Linked DNA regions of Homo sapiens: region 2 is linked to region 1. A link is an interaction called in ENCODE POLR2A ChIA-PET data of the cell type or tissue named here. Cell type or tissue: PC-9. All regions are shown on one strand. Links, peaks and the distances in the headings refer to the core of each region. The heading gives the core; the rest is flanking DNA.

Region 1 (15,917 bases), core at 3,511-11,510:
ATAGGACAAAGAAAAATACCCAATTTCTATACCTACCCAAATCAGAAATGATGAACTAATGATGGAAAATCCTTAAAAACAATTATTCTTAAGAAAACACGTTCCAAGATCATCTGCTTTATGAAGTAATGGGAAATAAATGTTTTCATCATTCAAAAGGTATGCAAGACACATTTTACTCTTAAATAGGTAAAGCACATGTTTAAATTATTTATTAGAATAAAACCTAGTTCCATCTAGATTATAAGGCAATAACTCAATTTTAATGATATGAAATTAATAGATAGCTTTTTCTGGAACTGAAGGAATAGTAAATCCTTGCTACAAATGACTGAAATACAGAAACAAACAGCTTAATCTTTTTGGGTTGTAGAAATAAAACCCAAATTATGGCTGAATAACAGAAGTATATTCTATAGAAATCTGTGCTCTGCACAGTGAAAAAACTTAATGGTGGACATGTAAGTAAAAAGGTTTAAGCTCTGACAAATAGCCAATGCCAAGAAAGCATTACTTAACTTTCAAAAGAATAATCATTAGCAGAATGAAACACTCTACTTCCAAAGAGAAAAACTCATGGCAAAGCCACCAAAGTAGCCTTCTAACCTAAACCATCCATCAGCCAGGAACCATGGACAACATAAAAATGTCGTATTTCATCAGCTCTGCATTCAAGTGCATGATGTTGATCCAGGCTGAGAATTAAGTGAAAAATGATTTGCACCAAAACCAAAATGTTTCTCATCCATCCTATTTTGGATTTGACAACTCATGGCTCTTTCCCAATTTTCCCAGCTTTTCACCTCTACATCTAGGGTTCCTCCAAACAAGATATTTATAAAACCATAATCTACAGACTATAAGATAACCATCTGTTTTCTTTCCTTTACCAACAGCAGCAATATTCATTCTCTTCTCTCTCACATTTCAGAATAGATGCTCTTCATATCAGACACCACTCATTTTTATAGTATTGTCCAAAGGGTTGACAGCATTGTTTTATAACTACACCCACCTTTCTCCCTACTTTTTTATAGAATTTGGAAGGGAAAATAATAGGAAGAAAAATAGAAAATGCTTTGCTCCACAACTGCAAACTTAATTCCTACACCTATGAATTCCCAACTTCTTCTGCTCACATACATTTGTTCTACCTCTACAATCATCAATCTTGCTAATGCAACAGCGAGCATACTCGGCCTTCTTCTAAAAGCAACAAGAAGATTGCCCTTTTTCAAAAATTATTCTGTACTGTTCTGTGGCCACAGTAGCACTTTTCACAGTTGGGATTATTCTCCACATTGTTGTATCCAGTCAAAGCCACTCAAGAATTCCTATGGTCCCAGCAGCACTAAAAATACATAACAGCCTCCTTACAATAATGACTGTGAATCACAGCATTCCTCGGCTGACATAAGTAGTTAAAATAGTTGAAAAAAAAAAAAGTTAAATAAAACTTTTTTAAAAGTTCAAGTAAAAAAAAATGAAAAGGGGGTTGAAAAGGACTCCCCTACCGTCTAACAATATTAAAGTCTGTCTCAAATTTACAAACGTCCTCAGCAACATCAAATGCCGCAGCTTCAAACACAGGCGCCAGCTTCAAGCCCGACAGCTTCAAATGCCGCAGCTTCAAACACGCGCGGCAGCTTCAAACGCGCCAGCTTCAAACAGCCTTGGGGCAGCCATCTTGCACACGCTCCAAGGAGCACAACCTCAGGGCCCTTAGGCGGCCACCCCATCCCAGAGGCCACACAGAGGCTTTGTTGGGGAAAAAAATGGGAAGAAGGAAAAAAAAAAAGAAGAACAAGAAATATAATTTGCAGACGTTAAATTAGCCCATAGAGGGAGCTCATATAGCCCCATAATTTCACAGTAATTGGAATCTCCTGTAATTTAAAATGTAGCCCCATCATTTGTTAGAGAGAGCTTCCAGAGGTCAAAGAGAGCATGTCTTACTTCATACCGATCTCTGCATGCCTATAAAATGCAATTCCATTTAGACCCCCTTGACCGTGTGTTTTGTTATCGCAACAAAAAGATGATGATTCTTGGCTACATGTTCTCCAAAACCAGCCCAGAAATTAAAGTGACTCGTCTATGTGTGCTGTTAGGGTGAATCCAACTGAATAAAGACCATAATAAGAATAAAGTTCCAACAATTAGAATTGTCATGGCAATAACCTAAATGTCCCCCATTCACGGCGTTCGTTTTAGAAAGCTATGAGCTCTCTTTCAACCTTGACTAGAGATACTCTCGTGGCTATCCATTTCTCTCGCTGTCTAGAGTCCTTAAACCAGGGATGCTGCATGTGCCTTCAGACAAAAGAATAAAACCGGAAAACGAAATGATATAATGGCAGAGAGCCTTTTCAATAAAACATGAGAGGAACAAAATTTTTAATTCTGTGGAAAGATTGAGGAGAAAGTACACTCAAAAATAAAAGAAACATCTAAATGTGCAGCTGAAAGTGGAGATCTATTGTCTGCTCTTGTGAAACAAATTTTGAAAGGAAACAATAGTTTATATTTATATAATTCTTAAATATTCAGAAAGTTTAAATTTATGTAAAAGTGAAATGGTTTTCTAAAAAACATTTAACCTTTAAAATAACATTATTTCTATCTTAAACGCAAAGAATGAGGAGAAAGCTCAATATGTAGGGCTTAATCAAAAACTTAATATATGTGAATTTTATTCTTTTTGAGATAATCTATTAGGTGCTAGGAAAAACATATCCATTTCAATTTAATGATTAAATGGTATGTTTATATCTTATTATTGTTTCTTTGTAATATACCTACTTGGTTTTGGAGCTATGATTACCTTTCCTTTGTGGAGACTCATTTGCCTGAAGGTGTGGGGCAGAGCTCAATTTAAAACCCACATTCATCACATCTGGGCAAGTTTCTATGTCAGGAATAAAAAGTATCTGAAAATTTTCAGAATTTGCCTCCCTACTCAGTAGAGAGTATTCCCTGCCTTATTTATTTCCTATCTTAAAAGTGCCTTTATTTTCAATGTGTTGATAGTTTCCTGATTGCCATCTCTCGTTTCCAAATCAACCAGAAAAAATCAACAACACTGTAGATATGATTAATCAATAACAATGCCATACAAGCTCAGATTCTCCTGCGCATTTAAAGCAAGATAATCTTGGGGAGGCTTTTCCTGCTTTGGCAAGTATCTGGGCCACCAGGAAATTCGTGTTGAACATGGTGGGTGACAGAAGATGCAAAGAAGAATGGTTAAGGTTTAAGGTCTCAAAACCATGTGAGCTGTTACAAATTGTGAAATCATTCACCAGTGATGGCTTATACTTGCCATGGATCTATGAAGTCTTGTCAATTGTACATGTTCATGTTCATAAATGATATAAATGATGCCAGATGACTATCAAATACAAGCATCTATGTTCAAGTGTTTAGTGCTATGTATTATAGAAGACAATAATTGATAAGTTATCTGGAAGTCACTAATGATCATGAGCAGGAACAAAGAAAGTAATATTTGTTACACAGGATACGTCGATAGTTTCTGTTACTTGGCATTAAGAAAGTTAGCAATCAAGGGTCTTCTACTGAGAAGAAAAACAAATTATGAAAACATGAGTGTAGCCTCTGTTTCTCACTTCTTATATTAGAAGAAATTGCAGGTTACAATGTCTTACTCTACTATAAGCCTGAATATCACCTGACACACATTCCAAAACTGAACAATATTTTATGAGAAATAGGACAAATGAAGCCTGTTGAAAGACAATAATCCTCCTCCTTCTCCACCCTTAAAATTAAGAAATACAGTAAAATTGTAAAAATGAGAAAAGGTAACACCTCTTTTATTTTAAGCTCTAACCAAGCTTGTTATCATGATGGTAGAAGATACACATCCTACAGGTGGCTATTGACCTTTCACCTTAATAGAATAAATAAGATGTTATTTCTCACACTTTTTAATAACAAAAATAGAAAATAAAGGTAAAACTCTATCTGGAATGGCTTCACACATAGATGATTAGCTCGCTTTAAAGTTTAAACAAGAACTATTTTTGATAGCTCAGTTTCCTCACTTAAAATCTTTTAAGAATACAGCAGTTCCTATTACCTATAGCATTTCTGACCATTTTGAGATCCTGAGCCCACCTGATCATCAATATGATTATGATTATAGAAAATTACTCCACATGTAGATGAAAAGAAGATTACACTGAATGTATCTCATTCTATAAAACTTATTTTTCATTAATCTTTGTGGTTCCTGCCATTTGTTTAGCCTTAAGTTCAAAACATCCATGTGATTCATGAGTTTTGGTTTGTTCATGTATACATAAAAGCATGCTCTGAGAAAGATTAAGAAAAATTACCACACGGTATTCCTGTAAGAATGTGGTAAGTCAGGTTCCCACATGCTATCTGCTCAGAAGCCTAATTAGCTTCCTGATCACCCAATTTCTAGAATTGAGAAGGTAGGGTTCAAAATTTTTACAAAGAAACAGGAAATCAATGCAAAAATAGCCTTAGTTATCTGTAAGTCTGACCAAAGAAGAGCATACCTTTCTCTAAAGCAAGAATCCAATGACGGAAGACATATGGAAATTAACATAAAGCCATTGGTTAGTTAGTGGGAAACTTTTGACAGTTAACATTCTGCAGGAATAACTTACCCACACTTAAATATATTTAGCTGGCACATCAAAAATATTTTCTATAAGTTGCTTATATTTGAGGACTTGTTAGTGGGCAGATAATGGTGGAAAAATGAACCACTAAAATGCATTAATATAGAGAACTTTTCTTACTCTACTGCAGGAGAAACCTGACAGAAGTCTGTACTGGATTTATTAATTAAACTATAGATAGTGGTAATATTTTCCACAATCACCAAGCTAAAAAACCTTGAGTATACCTTTAACAAAAATATAAAGAAATTATATATTTAAGCCAAAGAGTGGGAGCCGGGGGATGCTTGAAGTAAAGGCATACTTTAATGGGAGGAGGTATAGTATGACTCTAATGTTAGGCCATTATTCCTCCTTCAGAATGTTACTGAACTTAGCCTCCTAAATCTGGTGTGGCTGCATAATCTATCATTTAAAACTGTACCTTTTGAGAGCATAAGTAATAGTAATAGTTAATCCCAGACAAAAGGTCTAAGGTACAGTGGTCTGTGCAAACCAGGCTCTATAGTTGCCCTATTTATAACAGGATGATTTGAAACAGCTGCTTTCCACAAGAAGCTGTTGCTAGCACTGGACATATTTTGAAAAAGTAGTTATTTGGGGGCTACTCTAAAAATAAGATCTGGTCCAATTTAATAGGCATATGTTATAACAAATTCTGAAGATAATAGGTTGAGGACTTGAGTTTGTTCAGACCTACAGGAGCTGCATGTGTATCTAAACATTTTTCACATCTTCCAGCTCCACTGCATTAAATTGCAAAATATAAATAAAAAGTCAAACATTCAGGCATAGTATGTGACTTTATAACTTTTTACCCATAAAGTAAGAAAGGATTATACCGGCCCTATAAAAATGCTTCTTTTTGTGTGTGAGTTATCAATGAGAATATATATATATACACACACACATTAACCAACTGATAGGAGTGTATTTTGTTCTAAGTTTTTTGTGAATTAAAACATGCTTTTTTGGCTTAACCATTTCAGAACATCTGTGAGATGCAACTACAAAATGGAAATTGCTTAACAAACTATGAATTAAGAGAGCTACAATTTTGTTTCCCTTTGTCAAGGGAAAATAAAATAAATTTTCCATCAGTCACAATGAGAGCTAGAGGGACTGATTATTTAAAATACAGTAGCGCCTACATTTCTCCAAATATTCCCCAAGACATGGCATTTGTGCTGAGTGTTCAATAATTTCCTCAAGCTGTACACCTGAAAAATATATGTCTCAAGTCTGGTGTTCATAATCTGGTAGACAACCACATGTGTTCACAGCCCATATCTTTGAGACAATTATTCTCTTGGGTATGCAAATATACTGGGTTTGCAACATGTTTATTCAAAAGAGTGGGCAAGAATGTTTCTTATGTGAGCATCTGCAGGTTTCCACTGGAAATCTGCATACAACAATACCTTTTCCCATGAAGTCATTTTTTTAAAAAGACAGTTACACATATTTTAAAGCTTTTCCAAGAGTTCAAGAAACTCAACTCAGTAATCATTTTTCATTAAGAAAACCAGATGAAAGAAACAAAATTAAAGATGCATGTTAGGACCTATTACCCGGTTTATTGTTTAAATCTTTGCATGATATAAGACACAGAATCCTAACATCTGTGTGTTTCTAACTCTCCAGCCTGTTCATCATACCCTAGCTACCTGCTATCCCACTGCTGATTCTAGGTTTAGCCTCACAACTATTCAGATATTTTCTCTTTTCATTACCAACCTTCTCACTTCTTTGTGGGCATAAATTTAAAACAGTTTGAAATTTTTTAAAAAACTAAAAATATTTATCATAGTAAACATATTAATGTACATGTATTGAAAATTGATACTTAAAGTACACAAAGAAGTGAATATATATTTGAAAGAATATTAAATGTTATATATACATATGTACAAACACTAAAGCTTATTGATTTGCCATAATAGATACATATGTAACTAAAATTATATATATAAACAACATTAAGCCCAATAAAGAATAAAAGAACCATTTGTCTTAAACATCCAGGAGATAATTTTGACCATATTTTATTACCACATCAAAAATAAATTCAATAACTTCTCAACAACATACTTCATAAGGCCACATTTTCTTTTCCTAATACATTAAAAACAAAAAGATAGAAAAATTCTATTTCAAATTACGATGAATTATTTTATTTAAACCAAATCTACCAGTTATACAAATTAAAATACTAGATAAAATATTTGAAAATTCCTTTAAAATATTTAAAGAGATTTAAATATTTAAATCTAATACGATTTCAGAGCTAACAACTGGTGAGAACTACAGGCACGAACTTGAGGGTAGGAAGAAGAAAACGTGAATATATAAATTGTATACATGAGCACTGCTATAGTTTGAATGTGTCTCCTCCAAAATTCATATTGAGATTGAATCCCCATTCTGATTGTATTAAGAGAAGGAGCCTTTTGTAAAATAATAAAGGTATGAAGGATCTGTCCTCATTAATGGATTAGTGCCTTATAAAAGGGCTAGAGGGAACGAACTTTGGCCCTTTTTGTTCTTCTGTCTCTTGCACCATGTGAGGAGACAGTGTTCAGCCCCACCAGAGGATGCAGCAACAAGATGCCATCTTGAAAACAGAGAATAGCCCTCACTAGACACCAAATATGTCAGCCCCTTAATCTTGAGCTTCTCAGTCTTCAGCACTGTAAGACAATAAATTTCTGTTCTTTATAAATTACCCAGTCCATGGTATTTCGTTATTGTAGCACAGAAAGACTAAGCCAAGCACCAAACTGCTTTTACCTAGAAGGTGTGTGCTAAGTTTACCAAAATGTGCTATAGGCAGAAGATAAAGGAAGTCAAATCCTAGGGCTTCCTATAGCAGGGAGTCTGAGAGGAGACTCCCTCACGTTAATCTGGAACACGAAGAGTTGCGTACCTAATATGAAAGTTATCCATAAGCAATGCCTTGTAAGTACCGCAAGAACAATTGAGAGAAAAGAAAGAAAAGATTTTAAAATGTTCTTTGAATAAATGTTGTCTCTGGCAAAACTTCCAGTAGATTTGCTTTCTAGAGGTTCCCAAGAATGCCAAGTTTATCCTGGGTTAAAAGTACTTTCTATTCATCACAACTGCATGCACTAGTTAGAAGCAAATGTAAGTCTGGCAGAATGTGCCTTCATTTGGGGCCTCAAAAAATATACTTTTTCAAGGGCAATTGGAGTACACAGACAAAAGGAACAAGTACAAAAAAGAAATAGGGTACTCATGTAAGCCAGAACCAGCAGAAACAGCAGACAGTAAACAGAGATGTGCATCAGATATTGAAATTACCAGATACAGTTCATAAAGCAACAACACTTACTATGTTTAAAGACATGAAAGATACATTTCAAAATATCAGTAAGGAATAGAAAACTATACAAATGTAAAATACAATGAGTGGGAGCTCTCCTGCCATCAATAGCAAATGACATTATTTCAGACCAACCATCTCAGGGAAAACAATTGCAAAATTTGGACAATATATTTATAAACATATTTATACGTATTTTTCCTATCTCCTAAATATTATATTGTCCAAATATATATATATAATTTTAACAAAAATTATGTATACATATGTCCAAATTATATATATTTAGGAAAAGGAAATATATATGTATATTTCCCTATTCCATACTGATATTTAAGTGTATATATACATATATATAAATTATATATAAATGTATATATGAAATCATTTTGAAGAAATTAGAGAGATACCAAGGTTCTAAGAAGAGAATAAAAGCCTAGCAAGGTGAGCCCTGTAACTGAGACTGCAGGGTGATGGCAAATTTCATGCAGGGATTTTGCAGGGACTGAGAAACTGAGCAGATATTTTAACAGATGTGCTAAGTTGAAAAAACAAAAATTAGAGTTCAAGAAGAGATGACCTCATATATACCTCAGGTTTTCAGTTTGGATTTCAAAAGGTTACATTCTAAGAGTAAGTGAAAACTGAAAATAAACCAGTTCTCACAAGTACCAAAGCTCAGTTTCAAATCACTTCAATTTCTTATAGGGTTGAGGTGACTCTGTATTATTAATGTCTCTACTCTAACTGCCTGTCAGAAGCAAAGGTAAATGCATTCTGGAGAATGAGAAGGTCATCCAGAGACTTTAGATATGTTTGCAGTCATGTACAATGTTTGGCAACAATTAACATAACCAGGCCTGGAAGAAAACAAACATAATAAAAAACTTGGAGTATAAGCTGAGTACAGTGGCTCATGCCCGTAATCCCAGCACTTTGGGAGGCCAATGCAGGTGGATCACTTAAGGTCAGGAGTTCAAGACCAGCCTGGCCAACATGATACATCCTTGTCTGTACTAAAAATACAAAAAATTAGTCAGACATGGTAGTGCATGCCTGTGGTCCCAGCTACTCGGGAGGCTGAGGCAGGAGAATAGCTTGAACTCAGGAGGCAGAGGTTGCAGTGAGCTGAGATCATGGACTGCACTCCAGCCTGGGTGACAGAGCAAGACTCTGTCTCAAAACAAACAAACGAAAAAAAACTTGGAGAATATACAAACCACACAAGAGTCCTAAAGAAGATCTATGTAGTGGACCTCAGAGATGCTGAATTAAAAAAAAAAACTGTAATTAATACATCCTAAGAAGTAAAAAACAATACTGATGATGTTAGCAGAAAATTGGTAACCTATAAGTACAAAAAAGAACCAACTGAAAATTCTAGAATTAAAAAGCACAACTTGAAAACAAGAACTCAAACAGACTTAACAAAAATTTGAATAAAGCTGAAAGGACTGTAAACTGAAAGATAAATTAGAACATAATACTAAAACTAAATTATAAAGACATAGAAGGATAGAAAATACAAAAAAGAACATGAGATAATTAGACATGATGAAAGTGTCTGAGTTCCAGAAAAAGAGAGCGTCAGAATAAGTATTTCATGAGAAAATGACTGAAATTCTTCAAAAATTGATATAATATTACAAAAAACAGATATGAGTGAAACAATACATTTCAATAAGAATAAATATAGGTAAAACACCTTTGTACATTTATTATAGAACTTATGAAAACCAAAACAAGAAATATATTTAAAAGTAGCTAGAGAAAAAAGGCATATTGCATGCAAGGAAGCAACAATAAGACTAACAGCTATTAAATAAAAAGTATGTAAGCAAGAAAAATCAAATAATATGGCATCTTGAGAATGTTGATGGAAAACAACTACCAACCTAGGATTCTATATCCATTTAAAATATAAGCAAACTATAGGGTTTTATTTTTTAAAAAAACTCAAAGAATTTATTAACAGTGAATTCATACTTAAGAAAATTTTAAAGGGATTTCTACAGTCAAGGAAAAAAAGATAACAAATGAAACCCAGAGAATCAATAATGTGTTCAGAGCAATTGATAGGGCAGATATAATTCTAATTGAATATTGGCTGAGTGGAATAATATATAGTTGAGTTAAAAACTATATGTACAATTAAATACAATTGTGAATGTCAGAAGAAAAATCATATGTTGTGCTATAGTGCAGTTAGTAAAAGATGAAGCTAACAAGCTAATAGAGGGGAATTTTAAAAAAATAATAATTAAAACAACAAACAGAAAAGAAGGGAAGAAGAAAGTGAAAGAAACATAGGAGACGTAATACAGAAAAAAATAAAAAAGAACTAGTTAATTTAAACTCAAATATATCCCATATTACATGAAATATAAACATATGTTGTCACATTAAATACAAAAAGTAAAATTCAATATACTTGCTTTCTATTAAGAGTAATACTACAAATATAGGATATATATTTTGAAGTAAAAGAATAGGAAACATCTCATGTAAACAATAAAGAAACCTAGTGTAGGTATATTAACATCATTCAAAATACATTTTAAGACCAGAGGCAGTAATAGAGATTAAGAAAGCCATTTCATAACAATGAAAGGTTCAATTTTAAATGTATTTATTTATCTGAAATATAGACTTAACAATATATAAAGGAAAAACTGACATTTCCAAAAAGGAAACATAAACAAACTCACAGCTAAAATGGGAGAATCCAAGAAATATAACTTAATCACTGATGAATCAAGTTGAAATGAAAATCCTCAAAAAAATAGATCTGAATAACAAAATTAATAAATTTGAGCAAATTGACATATTGTAGAAGACTGCATAAAACAATTGTTAAAACTGGAAATATTCTCACCTATAAATAAAAATGCAACCAAATTCAAAGGATTTAACCATATAGAATATGTGATCTAACCAAAACAGAATTAACCTATTAATACTAAAAAGATAAAAGAAAATCTATCTGTATAGGTACACATGTGGATATAAATTAATAAATACAGCACTAAATAATTCATGAGATGAATTTGAAATCAAATGAAAATTAGAAAATATTTTTAACAATAATGAAAATAATACTAAAGGTAGAAGGGGAAAGCTAAAGCCATGCTTAGAGAAATAATTTGTAACCTTAAATGAAAAATTAGAAAAGCTGAAATCAATGTTCAAGCATACTTCTAAAAAAATGAAAGAACAGCAAATTAAATCTAAACAAAATAAAAAGAAAATAACTATAAGAACAAATAAGTGAACTAGAAAAAAAAAATACAGGAGATGAACAAAGCCAAAATTTGGTTCTTTAAAAACAATTTAAAATTGGCAAGACTAATTTTCTTAATTAGTCTTACAAAGAAAATAAATAGCCAATATTAATAAATATGTGAACATTCTTAACGATTCTGTATATCTCAGAAAAATCACGAGAGTATTTGAACAACTGTATGCCAGAGGTTATTAAACTATGGCCTGCTGTCCATATCCACTGTCTGTTTTTATATATCCATGAGCTAAGAATGGTTTACATATTTTTAATGGTTGAAAAAAATAAAAATAATGTATTATATGTGAAAATTATTTGAAATTTAAATTTCAATGCCTATAAATTACATTTTACTGGAACACAGGCACACTTCATTCACATATTATCCATGCCTTCATTCATGAATAGCTATGAGAAGCACTGTATAACCACAAAGCCTAAATTATTTTACTATCTGGCCGTAGATACAAAATATTTGAGGCTGGGCATGGTGGCTCATGCCTGTAATCCCAGCACTTTGAGGCCAGGAGTTTGAGACCAGCCTGGCCAAAATCGTGAAACCCCATCTCTACTAAAAATACAAAAATTAGCTGGGCATGGTGGCATGTCCCTGTGGTCCCAGCTACTCGGGAGGCTGAGGCAGGAGAACCCGGGAGGTGGAGGCTGAGGTGAGCCAAGATTGCACCACCGCACTCCAGCCTGGGCAAACAGAGCAAGACACCATCCCAAAAAAAAAAAAAAAAAAGTTTGCAGACATTTACAAATAAATTTAAATATTTATATTAAAATATTTATTTAAATATTATACATATTTAGATTAAATTAAAAATTCCTAGAGAAATAAAACTTGCCAATAAACCACAAAAAGAAAACAGATGCCTCAAGTCCACTGTTAGAGAAAATGCATCAAGAGAAAAGAAAAATAACAATTTCTCAAATATTTTTATAAAAACATTAAGGCAATAACCTGACGAGGGCATTATCAGAAAGAAAAATTACATATCAATCTCACTCATGAACATAGACGCAATAATTTGAAACAAAATATAGCAAAATAAATTCAGCAATGTATACATAAGATAATGTATTACAACAAAGTTGGTTTATTCTGGGGGAAAAGTTTATAATACTCAAAAATAATCCAAATAATACATATTATCATCTATAGAGATATAGAGAAATATTTGAGAAAATTGAATCATAATAAATAGCCCTAGCACATTTACAAGAGAAGGAGACCTCCTTATTCCAATAAAGGCTGTAGGACATCTACAGTAAACATTACACTTAATGGTGAAATACTGCAAGTATTCCTGTTATTGGGAATGAAATAAAAATGCACGCTGTTACCACTTCTATCCAACAATGTACCTATTACGAGAAGACGAGAAAAGATAAATGGAAGGATTAAAGACTGTTGAGGAAGAAATAAACTTTCTTATTTTCAGATGATGATTGTATATGAAGAAAATTCAAAAGAATTCACAGGTACTTTAATTGAATTAATAAATAAGTTGGCCAGGCATGGCGGTTCACTTCTGTAATCCCAGCCCTTTGGAAGGCTGAGGTGGGAGGACTGCCCGAGAGGTCAGGAATTCAAGATCAGCCAGGGCAACATAATGAGACTTTGTCTATGAAAATAAATAAATGAATAAATATTAGCCAGGAGTGGTAGTCCTGTAGTTCTAGTTAGTCAGGAGGCTGAGGTGGGAGGATCACTTGACCCCAAGAGCTCAAGGCTGCAGTAAACTATGATTATGCTGCTGCACTCTAACCTGGGTGACAGAACAAAACCTCAACTCTAGTTAGTTAATTAATTAATTAATTAACCAAGTACACAAGTTTGGTGGCTTCATGGTCAATATTTTTTAAAGCATCAATTACATACCTATGTAAAAGCAACAAAAATTAGAAAAACTAAGTTTTTAAAAAAATATGTGCAGTAGTAAAAAAATCTTTAAATATCCAGAATTAAAATAATAAAAGCTTTGCAAATCTTCTGCATTGCCAAATAACAAATGTTATGAAGGAAAATTGGAGTGTACAAATATATGGAAGGATATAACATATTCATTGATTGTATTCAACATTTTAAAAAGTTGGTTCTCAAATATATAGATTCAATAATCCAACCAGCTACCCAGCAGCATTTTTATGAAAATAAGACAATTCTAAGATGTATATTGAAAAACAAAGAATAAACAAAGTGAGAGGACTTTGCTAGACATTTATTACTGTAAGTACAAAATAATTAATATTGTGGCATTGGTGCAAGACAGAATAGTCCAGTGAAACAGTTTAGAGGGTCCAGAAACAATCAATATGTGGATTCTTGATTTATGAGAAGAGTGTTACTGCAGATCAGCAGGCAGAAGCTGGTCTTTTCAAAATGTTATATTGGGTCAAATCGATATCTACAGGGAACCAAAGTAGATGACCTTTTGTTTCCATTAGTGGGAGAGTAAATATTTTGAAGTAACCATATGAAATACAATATAATGAGTTACAATGAGTTAAAATACTTTCAATCTTCTTAAAAGTTTTACATAGCTAACAGAAGAATAAGGAACTACCAAGCTGGGTTTAAAAACTATCACCTGTCCAGAGAGAATAGCTTTTAGCCATAAAGCCATTTGTCTACTTGAAAAAAGTGGTGAGAGGTAAAACTAAGTAAGATTTCGTTTGTCTTAGAAGTTAAGAGTCCTGAATGCAACTAAGGTGGAAACCCAGCTACACCAATCCTATTTTGGGTTGAGATTGTGAAGAGCTGCATATTTTGAGTAAAGTGAACCAGAAGTAAACTGGTTCTCACAGAAACTGCAGCCTAACTTTAGTCTTCTGATTGGCCCAGGAATTTTCAAACATTGAATATGGATAAAGAAAATCAGAGATTGCTATCTTTCCCTAGGTGCCAGGCAAAAGGAAACAAAAGTTCTAGATAAACGAAAATAGCATTATCCTAAGCCTTAAAATATTTTTTAAAATAATGTTTTAAGTACACATCCAATATACCAAGTATAAAAGAGGTAAGACTAGACGAAAAAACCTACAGAAAAAATAAAATGGGCAATATTTACAGACCTACAGAAAATCCAGGTTCTGTGATTATTAGACACTATAAAAATTAACACTGTAGAACAACTCATTTTGTTAGAGACAAAAGCTACATTTGAAAAATTCAGAAATGAAGTGGTAAATATATTACATAATATCAGATCTGATAAAGAGTCAAGTAAAAATTCTAGAAAAGAAAATTACAAAGACAAAAATTAAGGACAAAATTAAGAACTTAATAGACTTAGGAACTAAAGAAATTAGAAATGAAATAAAAATCAGAAGAAACTACCCATAATGAAGCAGTGAAAGACAAGGAAAAAGAAAACATAATAGAAAGCAAATATTTAGAGGATCCCTGGAAAGGTACAATACATGTGTACATACATACCTAATTAGAGATTCAAAAGGAAGCTTCTTTAAAGTCAGACAGTAAGACTAACAAAAGTTTTCTTAATACTAAAATTGGAAGCTAAAAGAGAATAATATCATATATTTAAAATACTGATATAAAACAATTGTCAACCTAGAATTTAAAGAACACAATTAATAAATTTGACTTATTGGACATACATAGAATTAGAGACTACACATTCTTTTTGAGGACACAAGACTTACAAAAATTGACCATATACTCATATGTACTGACAAATCAGAAAAATTTCAAATGTTTAATATCGTAGAGCATTTTTTCTCTAAATCAACTGTAATTGCACTAGGAATCAACAACAAAGTAGAATATTACATGTATTTCTAAATTAAGAAATATTTACATCTAAAGTACTTATGAGAAGATAGATAATATTTTCTACTGACTATTAAAAAATACTACCTAGAAAAATCTGAGTGATATAGCTAAAGCAAAACCAAGAAGAATATTTATATTTCTGGATGTGCATATTAGTAAAATTAAAAAGCTAAAATTAAGATTATCATCCATCCCAAGAAGAGAAGAAGAAACAAAACAGAGCTGAAGGAAGAAAATAGTAAAGATAATAGCAAATAGTGAGAAGATTAACAAATGCAAACTTCTTTATTTGAATAAGAAATTGATAGTCTTCTGTTATAAATGATCAGGAAAAAGAGAATGTATAATAAAGTAATATTAAGGGGGAATGAAAAGATGAATCTTACCAAAGACCCAAAGGACATTTGAAACAAATAAGCTTTTGCCACAGACAATTATAAAATTAAAAACCAACCAACAAACAAACATGTTTTGAGGCACTGGCAGCAAAGATCACATGACTGCAATCCTTGAGAGAAGGGAAGTGCCAAATTAAGCCTCACATTTACCCTTGTTTTCTTCCTGGGCATATTTTCTAATCTGCTGTAAATGGAAGAATTACAAGTCCACGAGGCAGAGGAAACAGAGCTGTTAAGGAGACTGAAGTTTGGAAATCAGGAAATTAGAGAGAAGAAAGCATCAATCCAGGAGCAAAAAATATTGATGTAGTGGTATCATTAAAGCCTTTGGCTAACTATTAACCTGAACACACATAGGACAAGATTTCAGGAATTCTAGCAGAAATTGTTACTGAGGGGCTTAGATTGAAACAGAAAT
Region 2 (15,917 bases), core at 4,656-12,655, 73 kb after region 1:
TATGAGCCAGAGCAAGCCTTCACTAGATGTGGAATTGACTAGGGTCTTGATCTTGGACTTCCCAGCCTCCAGAACTGGGAGAAATAAATTTGTCATTTATAAGCTAGCTTGTTTATGGTATTTAGTTATAGCAGCCCAAAAAGACTAAGACAGGTATTCTATTAGCATATATACTCTACTTTATACTACCACACTTCAATCCTTGCATACATACATTGTAACCCATCTACTTAGCAGTATATACATAACATATATCTGTTAGTTGAGATGAAAATAAGAAATTTCTAGGTTATCTCAACCTTTTAAAAGTCAACCAAAGCTACTTATTTTGGGCATCATTTTGTCCAGGGTTTTCAATCCTGGAAGCTCTGCCATGAACATGTTCTACTAATTAAATTCTAGCATTTCTGGATCTAACTCTAATATAATTACCAAGAACCCTTCACTTGTGCCCTTTCCTGGGCTCACTCTTAATGGAAATATTTTCAAGTCCCCAAGGTTGTCCCCATTATTTTGCAGCATACTCTTAGTTTTAAAAGGAAAAAAAAATCAATTCCTTTCTCCCTGCTTCATATTTTTGTCCTTCTCCAGCATGGAAAGCCACTAACCATTTTTTAAGTGCTCACAGACAAAACTTGTCTTATATCCATTCTAATAGTGGTGTTATGAATCTATTAGAATACTCTCATTATCAGCCAACACCATCAAATACTTTCCCAACCCTACACATCTGAATCTTCTGCACACTTTGGAGCTTATTTCAATTCCTACCTCTTCCATTAGTGTTCTTTGTAGAAACCTTTCATAATGACCTCTTTAGGTTAATGACCTCCTATAACCTCCGCTTCTTCTAACTTTTCATGACCATCTCTATTATATATCTTGACATTCAACTGGGTACAATTCATGGTCTGGAACTGTTCATTGTTTGCCTGTCTCTCTAAAATACAAATCTCTCCATCAAGATCATAAACAGAGAGAACAGACTTTGTTTTGTATTTCTTTTTTATGTTCCTAAGAGAATTCAGTCTCCTAAGAGAAAAATAATATTTAAGTCCTTAAAAATTTACCAAATATGTTCCTAGCATGTTTTGCACACAGTAGTGACACAAAAATAGTTGATGAATTTAAATAGAAACCTAACATTTTGGTAGCTTCAATTTTCAAGATGAAGCTTCTTGAAGAAATCCCATGTTCTGAATATTGGCCAACAGGGAAGACAAATTTGTTGAAACCAACTTCTCATTTGAATGACTAATGTCATTGAATGACTAGATATTCACATGACCACAGACTGTAAGACCACTACATCCCTGTGAGACCACTAACAGAAGTTAAGCTGTCACTAAAGAAACTGCCCCAATAGGACACTAGACCACTTAAGATGAGTTTCTCTCTTACGGCCCTGTTTATCCAGTATTGGTTTCGAATGCAGTTGACAATAGTCACTGAAAGTTGGTTTAAGTAAGTATAAAACCCTTAACATTGAGTGATCTTTACCATTTTGAGGAGGTCATCACTCATTAAGAGTTTGATAAAAAAAAACTATGGGCTAAAATAATGCTACAGCAAACATTAAAATGCCATTAACATATTAGGCCCATGTTTGAATCAGTTTAACACAAACCCATCCAACTCAGACATGACTTTTATTTTTAAGGTCAACTAGGCATCACCACGTTGTTGATGTATATAAAGTAAGAGACAAGAAGCCCCTGGAAAATGGCCAGATTTCTCAGATTACATCCCATATGAGTCTTTTTCTTTGGGTTGAGACTTGGCACCATTAATCAGTGACTTCACTTGGAAGTAAATGGGCATTAACCATCTGACTTTCATTTGTCAGGATATTTCTGATTTTTTTTAAAAAATGGAATGCATGGTAAATTCTGGACTACCTGTGTTCTCCAAGGGCTTGGCATATGACTAAGCAAATATATTAGCCCAGTGGATTCACCTTTCCAAATGAATGGGCCTGGATCCAGAAAACACAAATCTTATAAGGTTGCCTGGACTGCCAGCTGCCTCAATTTTAGCACAACGATTTAATGTATTTTAAATAAATGTAACATAAGGAAAAAATGCTTTGTACAAATTGGTCATCTGTTGTTTTTCTGGCTGGCACCATGATTTATGTAATATATCAGTAGAACGACATCTCTCTATCTGTCTCTTGGATAACAAAGTACATATGGAAGTTTCTTTATAGTGCTTTAACCCCCTGATTACTAGAAAGGTCCTATTGACTATTTATTGTATAACATCTAAGTAAGTTAAAGATGCTGTCAAATATTTGAATATTTCATTTTTTGTATAGTCCACTCTCCTTATCCTGGATACTATCATGTCCCCACACTCAAGGCTATAGCCTTCTTTTTCTCATTGGGTACAAAAAGTCAGCACTCAAGATTTGGGTGACATTCATCCCTATTCAAATTAAATTATCATAATATCCCAAATTACTCCTTATCGATTTGGTGCTAATTATAAGGGCTACATGTATAGATTTACTTGCCATCCCTTTTTTTAAGGAAAAAAATATATAAATAATATAGCCCTCCAATATGGTGAAGCATAATGCAATTCTTGTATTTTTGGTAGTGCACCAACACCAGTGATGACATCAGCACAATGCACTGGAGCATGAAATAGAACAACTCTTTCAACCTATTTTGGATCTCACACACACACTCACAAACATCGTGAAAATCTTATGCAAACTTGGAACCCTCTCTCCAGAGGAATATATATTTGTCCTTACATAAAATTTTGCATTAAATTTCAAGAGGTTCGCAAGTCAGAAGAACATAACAATATGATTCTGTATGTCTTTCAAAGAGAAAGCATTGTTTTAGCTCTCTAATTAATCCCATAGGAATAACATGGTGAATTTGTGTTGTAGCTTGCTTGTAACAATTGTTTCTGGGCTAGTTAGCTTTCTTGGAGCTAATGAGGAAGGGGGTCAGGGTTCAATTCATTTAGGGGTCAGTTGGTTGTCATACAAAGAAAAGACCTTTGCCATATTGCTGGCCCGCCATCTTGCAAATTTATGCATTTTTCTCACCAATGAGCGAATGAATGGCTAAGAACAAACTATCACTTTTTCTAGAAATAAAACTCACAAGTGCCTTCTCTTGCTTTGGGAACATCGATAATTATATAATTATTGGAAGCAGCAATGTGGTATAGTAGAAAGAAAGAGTCAAGAGACCAGAACCAAAGTTTTCTATGAACTAGCTGGCTGTGTGACTTTAAGCAAGTTATTTGGCTTCTCTGAGTTTGTTTTCACATTAAATAAGAAGGGCAGACTAGATAAAATGAAAGATTTTAACTCATAGTTTCTGGTATTAAGGATCACCACATATGGAGGAATTACAATTTCATATAGTAGTAAAAATGAAAGTACATCCTAAATAGGGAACCTCTGACAGTATTCAAATGATTCAGCAGTAATACAAAGTTCCCAAGGTGAAGCATTCTTACTGCTGTCATTGATAATGGGGAAACAATTCACAACAAATGCTACCTACTGATTTACTGTTATAGTTGATCTATATGAATTTGCATTAATAAATATATATTTTGTGTTGAAGTCTATGCTCCTTAGTTCCTAGGGAAGAAAATACACATTCACCATTAAGTTAACAAAAGAGGAGAATATGATTTTAAAAATATTTAAAACCTCCTTGGTTCAACAGAAGGGGCCAGAAGGAGATCCTAAAAGAAACCAGTCTCTTCTATAAGTCAGGAATATCAGATGGTTTCTCTGCATAGGCTGATGAAGTAAAGTACAGATTAAAGCACACAGTTACTTAACTTTCACTGCTCATAAAAACACTACCTACATTTGAAACCTCTCTATATTTCATTTTTTACATGCACCACTTACTACACCTGCCGACAATATACACACAGAGATAATGGATAGATGCTATCAAGTCACGCTTAATGGTGGTTTTTTGTAGTATCAAAAAGTGTCTTTATTTTCATTTTTTATAGCCTGCTAATTTGGCTACAAAATTAATGCCCATTTAAGGGAATATGGTGTGGGACAACTGTGCAGCAATATTAAGTGAGGAAGCCATATGTTTCTCAGCCCCACCATACTGTCTGTGACTGCCCCTCACCCCTTGTGGATTAGCTTTTTCTATATATAGGCCTGCAGCGGGTGGAGTGCCTTTTTTTTATTACAGGTGTTTGGTGGAGATCATGTTAAATAAAGGTTTTGAAGAGAAGCAAGTCTGTGTAAAACATTCAGAAACAACAACTTGCTTTCATTTAAGATGCAGTCCAAAGAGACTTGCTTCAGACTCTTAATTTGTATTATTATCTTTATGTATCATAAGTGACTGCCTATCCCTAGATAGCTGACACAGTGCTCAGAATATTCAGAGCTGTCTGGTTTTAATATCTTATAGTTTGTTTAGAAAAGTAATGGAAGCAAACTTATTACAGGACTAGATTGTGACCAAAACTGAAAATACATGTCATCAAAAAGACAGTTTCCTATTAAATTTCAAGAAAGGTACACTTTCTGGGAAAGAGATAAAAAAAACTAATGAATTATTAAGTACATCCACAATACAAAATCCTCCCCCCTTCTTCTTTTCTTTTTTTTTTTTTTTTTTTTTGGCAAGTTGTCATTATATTCTCTTGCAATTTGCTGGTTCGGGGCATAATCTATGATACAGCAGCAATAGGTAGAAACACCCAATAAAGTCAAGAGGGCCTTCAACTAAGGAAAAGGTTAAACATGGCCACTGATAACACCCATCATCAGAAATTATATTATCATGGTTTCCTTGAGCTCAAGAGAATTCTCTTCCACTGACTCATTGGCTGCCCAAATTAAAGTGTAGGTGTGCACAGCCTCAAAGAGGAAATCAAACAAGAGAGAGGGTATAAAAACAATACAAGTGGAGAAGCATGAGGTTTATATTTTTATGCTAATGTGCTAGTAAGAAAAGGACTCCATTTAGGGAGCAATAAAGAAAGGGTGGGGGAAAGGCTGTGAGCAGATCTCTGTAAAAAACACAGAGGCTTTCTATGCAGATGGGGGATTTAAAAGAAGTAAAATGATAACCACATAGTCAAGAGACTAGAAAAGAGACCTTGATGTTTGATAGTTGTAATAACCTGCAGAGTGCTCTAATGGCTCGGGGATCAGGTGCAGAGCTACAGCAATAACGAGAGCTGAATAATTATCTCGGCCGTATCTGTATCACCAAAGTCCCAGCGTATGAGCTATATAAGGAGGCTTCTGCTGCCTCTCCAAGATTTCCTGAAATGTTAAATCACTGATTTGGGAGCACTTCCAGCATTAGTACTGCCCAGTTAGAAAGAAATAAAGCCCAGAATTCTCCTGTGGCAGTTCTAATGTCTTTGTTAATTATGAATTATGGGTAAACATGCAGACTCACAGAGGTCATGGCTGTCAGCAACAATAGTTTTCAAGAAGGATTTTTACGAGGGTCTTTTTCACTCCACCATAATGTCCATTTTATATACATAAACAGAGCCAGGCATACAAAAAAAAACGGTGTTTGCTTTTTAGGGGAGTTGTATTTTTTTTTCTTTTTTTCTCCCTCCCCCCCTCCTTGTGTAGAGGCATGTCGCTGCAGCCAAAGCAAAGCGGTTCATAACTAGAGTTCTCCTCTGCGACTGACAACAGCTGCACTATTCCAAGGACTAGGCGAAAAGAGTCACTGGGGCTGAGGCTAGGTTAATGACCAGACACTGAAAACCACCTCCTTCTTGTTAATAGAGTAAGCGGCCAGTTGGGTAACCTGTCAGCAATGGTCACCTTTCACATACAGTGGAGAAACAAAAGCTGCATACAGTATGCTTGATTAACCTCACTTAAATGGCAATGCTGATCTCAAATCTATCCCAAGAGTGCATATAAACAGGATTAAAATTATATTATGTGTGGATCTTGCCCAACAAAAGCAACTGGCACAAAATCATTTTAATTAGGTGGTAGCGGCTGTAACTCATTCAACTTTGGCATTAATTCTTTTTGTCCCATCAAAGAACTTCTGGGACCTACTTATAGTGTGGAATAAGGGAGATGTTGAGTAGACAGCAAATCATTCTGGTGCCTCAGCTTCACGCATAGGGTATTGGCATACTGACAATTGGTTAAACTGTACAACCAGATCAGAATTTGTCCAGAATATTCAGAAAATCTGGTGCAATCTTTGTACATACCTTTTTCGAGGTAGACAGCAGATTCAGAAAAGTATTTTACTATATTGACCTTCAAACGGTCAGAGAATGCTAGTATTACTAGTTATTTTGGAGGCAATTTTCTTTGTACATAGCAAACTTAGGAACTTTATTAACCTCTGGATGTAGGAGAACTACAGTTCAGTATTAGGCCCTCTTCATTCTTCTTTCTGCCCTTTTTCTCCTAGTCCATTTAAATGAAATTTTCTTGTTGTGGGACCTGTGAGGACTTCCCAGGTTCCAGCTTAGAATAGATGTTACAGTAAAACCTCCCCACTGACCTTTCTTAAGAAATGTCATTTGTTTACTTGAATCGATTTTCAAGATGAAAGCTGAGTAGGGTTAATTGTACCCTAGATCACATAAGAGAAGGTTCACAGTGAAGAAACTTTCTCTTCATTTTTACAGGAAACACAGAAATGATATGAAATGAAAATCCATAGAGCATGCAGATAACTCCAATATCCAGAAGATGGTTCCTCCCTGCCCAAGTGCTTACCAACAATGGGGCCTCACTGTACAGACCTGAGTTAACTGCAAGCCCTTCCATTTTAAGAAATATTCTATTTTAATTCCGGGTTTCTAATAGCATAGCACCAAAGAGTTAGCTGATCCTTCTCAATAGATTCAGAAGGGCATAGAAGGAAGAGTCCCACAGATGTTGCTCCTAGGCCCAAGCTTCTCCCACACCATTCCCTATTCCCACAGCCTAGCTGAGCCCCATATTTTACCCTGCCCTTGTAAAGAGAAGGGGTAACCAAAGGCAAGGTACATTTTTTTTTTTACAATAACTCATAAGCAATTCAGCAAACCAATGTGGCTCAAGTATCCACCATGGAACAGGCATTACCTTCCCAATCATCCCATGAACCTCCACCACACAGTTCCTTAACCCTGGGGAGCACTGAGATTGCACCTATACCTAGGCCCATCCCCAAGAATTCTAATGTAACTGGTTATACAGTCAGTAAATATTTATTACTACTATGTTATTATTAACCATCACTACCTAGATAACAAAGCAAATCAACAAGTCAGAGTGTAAAAAGGGAATCTGCCACTGGCTTTAACTCGGAATTCTTAAAATATTTAGAGACATAGATGATTTTCTGACTTAGAGAATAATAACTTACAGGAATTCTGACCATAAATATCTTCAAGTTCTAGGGAAGCTTAGTAAATAAACCCGACTATTCTGAATAATAGATAAATATACAGAAGTGGTAAGAAAGAAAACGCTTAATTCAATGTGAAAACCAAGTGAAAGTTAAGGCAAAGTCTCTTGGGATGACACAGGAAAAATGTGGTTTGGCTTCCTTGATAAGCCACGTGGATGTTAAAGAAGGTGGTAATGAGAGAAAAATCCAGAGCCAATAAAACGAGCTACTTTGCTAGCCAACTTTTGAATTTTTTTTAAAAAAGGAATTGTTTTATAGCATCCAAAAACCAATTCTCATTTCATAATTTCTTAACCCTGTTTGGATTAAGAAACCAAATCATATTTCTTAGGAACAAAATAATGTAAACCTTACTGTGTTTAAAAAAAAAAAAAAAAAAAAAAAGTCGTCTTTTGCACCTCATAGCCAGAGCTCAGAGAACCTCAGGAGTCAAGAGGGAAAAGGTGGGGTTGATCTCAAGTTTGGCAATGGCTATTGTGAGGGAGGCGATTTGACCCACTCAAATGTCTCCCTGAATCAAGCTTCTATTTTCTCTCTATTCTTATTTTCACTTTTGCATTTTAATGTTGCCTGAATCTATTCCAAGTGTCCTTTGCCATGGCAACACCTGCAGGTGAAGGCCCTGCTCCTCGCTGCCAGCGTCGCCAGTGACGAAGAGGCAACTAATCACTGCACAAGGAGAGGAATGCAATCTCCAAGACACCCATGAACAATTTGAGTATAAGGGTGTCCCTGAAGCACCCTCTTCTCACAGGTGTTTAACCTGTTTAGCCATACACCAGGAAAAGAGAAAGTAAACAAAGACCCTTTCTTTCCCTGTTGTTTGCATTTTATCACTCATCTCCCCAAGACTGATTTATTTTCTAAATTTGCATTAACAGCCCCAACGTGTCAGAGTTATTTCAGCAGCATGTAATAGGGCCCCAACAGTGGAGAAGGAGAGCTCTACTTGTTCTCCCTCCTCCACACCTCTGAGCCCATGAGGATCTGAGGCCAACTCTAATGCTACCCCTTCTATGCCAAATGACAATTTCCAGGGCCAAGGCATATGACATTCCTGCCTTCTAGGCCTTTGCCAATCATTCCACATTTCTGAAAAGACTCTTATTCAGAGATGTTTTCAGTCAGACCACCTATGCTTCCTATTCATGCTGTCAATAAAAATAGAATGCTATCCACTTCTGTATGATGTTACAGCCTTTCAACTCAGGCCCTTAACGCACTTCATGAACTTTCTCTGGGTGCCAAGTACTGCTCTTCTCCCCCTTCTCCCAGTGGACAAGCAGGCATACAAGAGTCAAGAATCTGACCCAAAGCCTGACTTAAATAAGTCAACACTAAGGATAGAAAAAGCCTTGAAAATCTGATGTTCTAACCATCCACTTACCCAGCCTCTCTTTGTTCGTTATAATTTCTGCAATACCTTAGCAGGTCAAGGAGACCACAGCTGGCAAAGTACTATTGTTATCTGTGGAGACTTGTTGCAGTGTTCAGTGTGATTTAAACTTCTATGTAAACTTGCTGTTTCTTTTCATTTACAAAGTTAATATATTATCCTCTAAAGTTGGCAATAGGTGGGTCTGACTCACCCTGATTGGGCAAAGATAATCACAGGGCTTCAGCTTTTTGTAGGCCATGAGAATCTAAATTCACCATATAAAACCTCCATGTTTAATTGTTTTGTTTTTAGGAAGTCCCTTCTAGAAACATAGCTGCCAGTGATGTTGTATTCATTCCCCCTCCAAACGTAAAATCAAAACTTTCAAGAGGACGTTTTGCTCTGGAAACTTCTGAGATCAAAGGTCAAAAGGTTCGTGATGGGCAATTGGCTGTTAGTCTCCTGAGTCATCTTGATGGACTAAAGAATGTTCCCGGTGGCTACTCATTCCTCCCCACCCTACTCCCAGTGCCCATAAAGTCAGTTTGACTGCCCTCCCCCAGCTTTCCTGAATAGTAAATTTCCACTTTCATTGTTGGGATAATTTTCCTTCACAAGAATTAATTCTCAATGGTTTTTCAGTCCTTATTTTAAAAATCCATGATTCACTCCTAATGACTGGTCCTGTCAGTTCTGCCTCCTAAATATATCACAGATACCTCTCCCCTCTCTAACCACACTGTCCCTTTAACCAAGTCCTTCCTTGTAATTACAAGTGAACTATGCCACGGTTTATGCTCCTCAAGGGCCAGGATTTTTGCCTGTGTTCTTCACTAATAGAGTTCAAGCATCTAGAACAATGTCTGGCACATAGTAGGCGCATCAAAAAATACAGGTTAAGTCAATGAGTGATTAACAGAATTTCACGAAAGAATGAGTGAACAGACAAGTTCAATACTCTTAAAACGAAACTCCCAGTTTTCAGCCTCACATCTCTCCTCTCCAATCTCCATACCAGAGCCAGAATAGAACTTCTAAAATACACATCTAATCATATAATTCCATCCCTTAAAGTTTCTCAGTAACTCGTTATCCACTACAAGCTAAAATCACTCAACAAATAAGGCTATTCAGGATCTGGCCCCTGTCCCATTTCCAGCCTCTCGTTATTCCTCCCATACACAACATGGACTCTAACCATGCTGAGCCGCTTTCATTTTCTCAAACACATCATTCTCTTTTACATTTGCTCCCTGGCTAATGCTGCCCTCTCTGGTTTAATACCTTTGCTTGCCCTGTTTACCTGTCATTCTCTACTTCTACTTTGGCACTTCTATTAATATTGTTCTTTCTGACATTTCCTGGCCAGTTCGTGCTTTCCCTTCTGTGTTTCCATAGCTACATGATTACATGGCTATCTTCCCAATAGACTGGGAGTCATCTTTCATTTTGGTATAATCTACACCTAGCACAATGTCTGGCACAAAGTAAATGTTCAATAAATGATCAAATGAGCCCATAGCACTACCATAGGAAACTCAATGAATTTAGAATTCGAAATTATTTTAGAAATCCTCTAACACCACCTTCAGACTCCTGGCCTGCCTCTTCTTAGCTTTGCCACCCGGGGAAAGTTATTTAATCTGTCTTTGTTTCAGTTTGTTTATTTGTAAAATGGGGATAATAGTACTTTTCTAATAAAGTTATGAGTATCAAGTGGATTAATACACTTAGATTGCTTAGAAAAGTTTCTGAATCTGAGTTAACTCTCAATATATGCTTGTTATTTAAGGGAGGGAATTATGCAAAAATATAAGATACAGAACCTCAGATACATTAAATGTTAAATTATTTGTTTAAAGATGCACTACTAGTATAATCAAGATTATAATTAAAGTTTCCAAACCTCTCATACACAGTATAACCATAACCATATGATGCTCGTTTCCAAATGAATTATGAAAACTTCTACATATGACATAAAGATATAAACGTATTCCATGTAGAAGATCATTTAAATTTTGAATTTAAGTTTTTAGATCCCCAATTTATATATTTATGCTGTGTACATGAAGTACAAAAAGAGAAATTTAAAATAATAGCATGAAAGATAAATACACATACAAGTTCCAGTATTTTCTGACAACAAATGGATCATGGCACACTCCTCACTTAGAAGAGTCCTGGAATTTTTCACATAGAATTATAGTTTGGTTTTCACATATCTAATTTTCCTTCTAAATTGTGAGCTAGTTGAAGACAAGAACAGATTTGAACAAGACTTGAAAATCTTTGGATTTAAGTGCAATTGCCTAATATCATGCTGAGTTCTTAGTAAATACATAGTAAGTATTCCTTGTATTCAAAAAGGATGTGCCATCAGGGTGTAAGCTAAGAAAGTGTAGTAGTGTCAGCTTTTATGGACATTTGAGCTGATTCCAACAGCCCCTAGTTGAAATATGAATTCATCTCCATATTTCCCAGAGTTTCAACTATAACAACTTATACACAAACATGCCCAAGAGAATATGTGTTGATCTCTATCTCTTAGGAGAATGTACACAGGACACCTGTTTTTCTGGAAACTTGCTCAATAGAATTTTAGATAAAAGACCAGATGACCATAGTGGAGATTTGGGAATTATTAGAATGTTGCTCTGCCCATGCACTGTCCAGGGCTAGTAGCTCTCGAATTTAAAATCTTTACATAAGATGATGTCAGGCATGTAGAAAAAACACAGATAATTCTCCAAAACACAGTTACTAATGGTTTTTATCCTGTTGGAAAGAATTTAGATGTGGCATTTTAGCTACACTAACATGGATAGATTAAAGGTATACTACATAAAAGTTATTATCTTAATAAACAAACAAGGACTAGGAAGTCTTTGACCATAAGCCATAATTCTTTTACATTTCTAGATTTCCACCTAGCTGTCTAGTACTGAAAGTTAAATGTTCACAACTGGAGTTTTGGCTCAGCAATTGCTTAACTTTTCATTGCAATACCTCTTCATGGATGTAAAATGGATGGATTTTGCTTTAAAAAATAATACTTTTTTCTTATAGCTTTTTAAAATTATAATTATTTTGTGTCAGAAATATAATTGTACTCCATATTGAAAGGTAACCCAGTGGGGGAATAATTTTGTACAATTACAAAAAGTTTTAATAAAAGACTGATAAGTAAAGTTTTAAATTTTTAATGCATTCTGCAGGCAGTTGAATGCCTTTTGCCGACTCTGTCACTTATCATTAAAGCTGTGTGAAAGGGAGGCCTACCTGTTATACTTGACTTGATTGGCAAAAGTGTACCCTGACAAATAAAAGTGAAAGAGACAAAAGTCAAAATGAAAAAAAAAAAATTAAAAACACTCACAGTTTCATAGCTAATTTAACATTAATGCCTCCCTTTTACCCACAAAAATTTCTTTGTATTTAATATTCTGTTCTTACCTACTTATTAGCCTACCATTGTGACTGTTAAATTCCTGTATAACATACAGCAATAATTCATTTCTGTAAAGGCACATCCAATTTCCAGGGCATGCTTTTTGGCTTAATTTGAAAAAATTACCCTCATTTGACAGAGAAAACACTTTTCAACATGCACAACCTACACATTTATGTGCAAACTAAATCCAAAGAGTGTAATCTATCTAAGCTTTCTGTGATGAAGGCATCATGAGAGCCATCCTGCAAGCTGCACTGAATTTGCTTCAAGGCTACAATTTGACGTCTTCCTACTGGAGTATCATGCTAGTGTTTGATTGTTTGTTTACCCTGGATTCTTCAGATCCTAAACAACCCACCCAAATCTTTTTCAGTTTCTTCAGGTTTGTGTCCAGTGAGCATCAGCAGCCTGCATTCTACTGCACTGTCCACAGACTAGGAAGATTCAAGTTCTGTATTCAGCTCCCTCTGCCCTCTTCAAACTGGCATGGATAATCTTGTGGCAAACATCAAATTGTCACTTGGTTTCATGTGTCTGTTGCCTAATAAGTTTATTTTGGATCAGACTGATTTCCCAGCATATGCTCAAGATAGAATCTTCAAATGATGCAAAGTGGGATTTTCAAATTATGATCCTGAGCATTTTTTTTTCCTTATCCACTTACATGTAATCTAAAAATAAATACCCAGGCTCCAACAGGATATGACAACTTCAGCAAACAAAATTGAAAATAGCTGCCTTACAATAGTCTCTCCCTCCAAATGAAACAGGGGAAAATATACCTTTAGAGAAAAATACAGCGCCTGTTAAGGAACAGACAATCTACTCACAGCAGGTTTGTGAAGAGAGGCACAAGGACATAAACAGCTCAGGATGGGTATCAAGCAAGGAAAAAACCAGCCAGCAATCACTGTGCTGAATCCCGGAAGGGGCGCGGGGAAGTGGTCACAGGTGATTGTCATGTGTGATAATTATTATTACTGTACACCTGCTCCTCCGCACTAATTAACTTTGGATATGCAAATCAATCCTATTGCATCATGCCCGTGCTCTCCTCCCCTACAGATAAGAAGATGTTCAGCTGCTGGATTTAATTAGGATAATGAACGCCAGGCCCACGGTGGCTTGGCAGGGGAGGTGGGGGGGAAGCTGTGACTGACCTTTTCTCCCAAAACGTTGACATTTTCTAAGGCTTCTGAGCACTCGAAGTCACCTCCATGGCTGGGACATTGATAGGAGCGGATTGATGAGGTGTCATTAGAGGAGAGACGCCGTGGCCCCAGCGTTTGCTGGGAGAATACAGCAGGTGTTCTGACAAGGACACACACCATCACTGTTATTTGCCAAACAATTCTCTTGATTCACTAAAGTCAAGCATGCCAGCATTTCTTTATAAAAGAAAACAAGGCTGCTTTTCATATCCACCCAGAGGAGAGGTCATCACTAAATTGCATTTCTGAATTACTTCTCATTTCACATCAATATATTAAAAAGGTTTCTATTATTCCTCTCCCTTCACATCTTCCTTTCCTCTGCACCCCTCCAATCTCCCCCACCCTGCACTGCCCAGAATCCTCATGGCATGGAAGCTGAAAACATTATGCGATAGTAAGTTAAAAGGGGTTAACTTTGTTCATATTAATCCCTATAATTCCATTCCTATAACATAAGGTGACACAAGGGCTTCTGTTATCAAATGGAATGAGAGGGCAAAACGGCATCTTCTCATTTGGATATCTGGCCTACTTGTTTATCAAAAAATTGTTTGCAATTACATATATATATATATTCCTTATTTGAATTTCAAATTCAAAGATATGCATACAAAATAATATGGAGGAACATAGACTCAATACTGTTCTGTTTTTCTCTCTCTGATCATTTACTCAGCTTTAACTTTTTAGCCATCTGTGTGCCAAGCTTTTCCTATATTTTCCATTCTGACAGTGGAGTTTTATGTAGTAATAAAATAATACCACACTATCTCTCTTTTTTCTATTCTCTTAATGTGTTAAATTATAATAGAAGAATAACTTTAGAAACTAGTCAATTTCACAAAGATATGAAATAAAAGCCCCTTGGTGTATCTGAAAAACCAAACTGATCAGAGCCCAACATGAAGGCAATGCTAGAGTTTCATTTCTAGAATGAAGCAGAAAGGTTTCACAAATTACACCTGGATTTAAATAAAAAAGAGTGCGGTATAATTCTGTGTCTATAATCTTGATATGGTGCACATCGCATGAGGTTTCTTCTAAGAAAAAAGCTTTGAGGTGGTTTACATTTGTTTTAGATCCAAGAGATGACTTACTACTCTTTCCTTTTCTCTAAAAAATGTCATTAATACTTGCATAGGGAAGTATTAATTCCTTTGTAAGGAAGTATCACAAATACTAGTATATATTCAAGTAATATGTTAGGGGGTGGAGATAAATTGATCTTTTCTCCAGTACTTTAAAAAATCAGATAGTTAAACCTAGAACTCTAAGATAATATAGAATCTAATAATCTAATATAAAGAAAAACAAGTGCAAGAAAAACTGCTATCTTTTATTTTTTTCCTCTGAGGTATTACAAAGTGTTGGAATTTAGTAATCAGGGTTTATCTCTTATAACAAGATAGTTACTAGAATGTTATAGGTTACAGCTGGTTGCAATATTCCTTATTTTCTTATTATACCCCTTTCATAATGAGGTTTCAGCATACACTGTTAGTTAACATTTGGCAAGGTACAGCTTTAGAGGTTCCACACATAAGGCTATCAGCAAGGAGCAGGATGTGTCATATAAAATGGGAGTGAACATTTGAAGTTTGCTTGTGTTTCCTTAAAAAAAGAAAGCTAGAGAGAAAGCTCTAGATCAATCATTTTATCATTTGGCTTATTAATTGCTACTTTATTTAGACTGTCTCTGCAATTACTAGTAAAGGTTGTCTCTTCCTGCTCCTTTATCTCTCAATCATGTCTCTTCAGTTCTGCACCTTCGGATATAAAGCTCCCACAGCTCTACCTAGAAATATTTTGGCTAGCTCTGTCTCCCCTCCCCAGCTTCAGTACTTCTCTACAAAAGCCTGTGAAACTGATTTCATTAAGAATATTCTCAAGTATGTTGGCATTTTTTATTGCAGCACTTGTTCATTATCAATCTCAGAACTAGAGAAGTAGAATTGTTGAACCAAGAACCTGGACTCTGAATCTTCAGGGAGGCAATGTCTGACTGCGAAGAGCAGAGCAGCTGAAGGCTCCTTCCCCAGCTACAGACACCTCTAGACCTTGACTCCTTAGACAAGAGGCGCCAGTGGTTTCACAGATCTATGTGCTTAGTACAAAAGGAAGAAAAGGCCACCACCACCTCAATACGACTGCAGGAAGTCATGGTAGAGGTTCACATCCAAAGAGACCACATTAAACCAGGATTTAAGAAGTTAGAACTCAAAAGTCTTACTTTCAAGTCACAACTTTGATTTGGGAGGTCCACTTAAACCTCACATTAACTTTCTCTCTTTGTTTTATCTTGCTGGCTATGTATCCTTGGGCAAGTTCTTTTCTTGACCTCCCTCAACCCCAGGCTCCTCATTACATCTATAAAATGAGGATAACAGTACCCCATCAAATTTTGGTGAAGATTAAATGAGATAATAATGTGTATGTGGTTCATAGTATTCAAGTTTTTCTAAAAA

Evidence for each region. ChIA-PET counts read pairs that join two places held together with the same protein. Peaks named below come from ENCODE experiments on the same cell type or tissue, not always from the same donor. Only the 100,000 strongest peaks of a DNase experiment are listed, where the experiment ranks them.
Region 2: POLR2A ChIA-PET joins it to region 1 with 22 read pairs; 2 of 35 experiments call an interaction of 5 or more read pairs at or near these places.

Annotation. Positions count from the first base shown.
Region 1 is chr2:57,800,777-57,816,693 of GRCh38, forward strand. No RefSeq gene overlaps it. Among named protein-coding and RNA genes, the nearest start is that of VRK2, 240 kb to the right of the region's middle. In PC-9, for the core only: no CTCF peak of the experiment used is centred there; no DNase peak of the experiment used is centred there.
Region 2 is chr2:57,873,108-57,889,024 of GRCh38, forward strand. It overlaps LOC124907769 (a long non-coding RNA gene), which reads right to left and starts at 13,551. Exons shown (of 2, transcript XR_007086324.1): 1 at 13,399-13,551; 2 at 11,971-12,100. RefSeq lists silencers at 5,106-5,185, 7,433-7,633. In PC-9, for the core only: no CTCF peak of the experiment used is centred there; DNase peaks (open chromatin) are centred at 4,794 and 9,254; H3K4me3 peaks cover 1,953 bases; H3K27ac peaks cover 2,659 bases.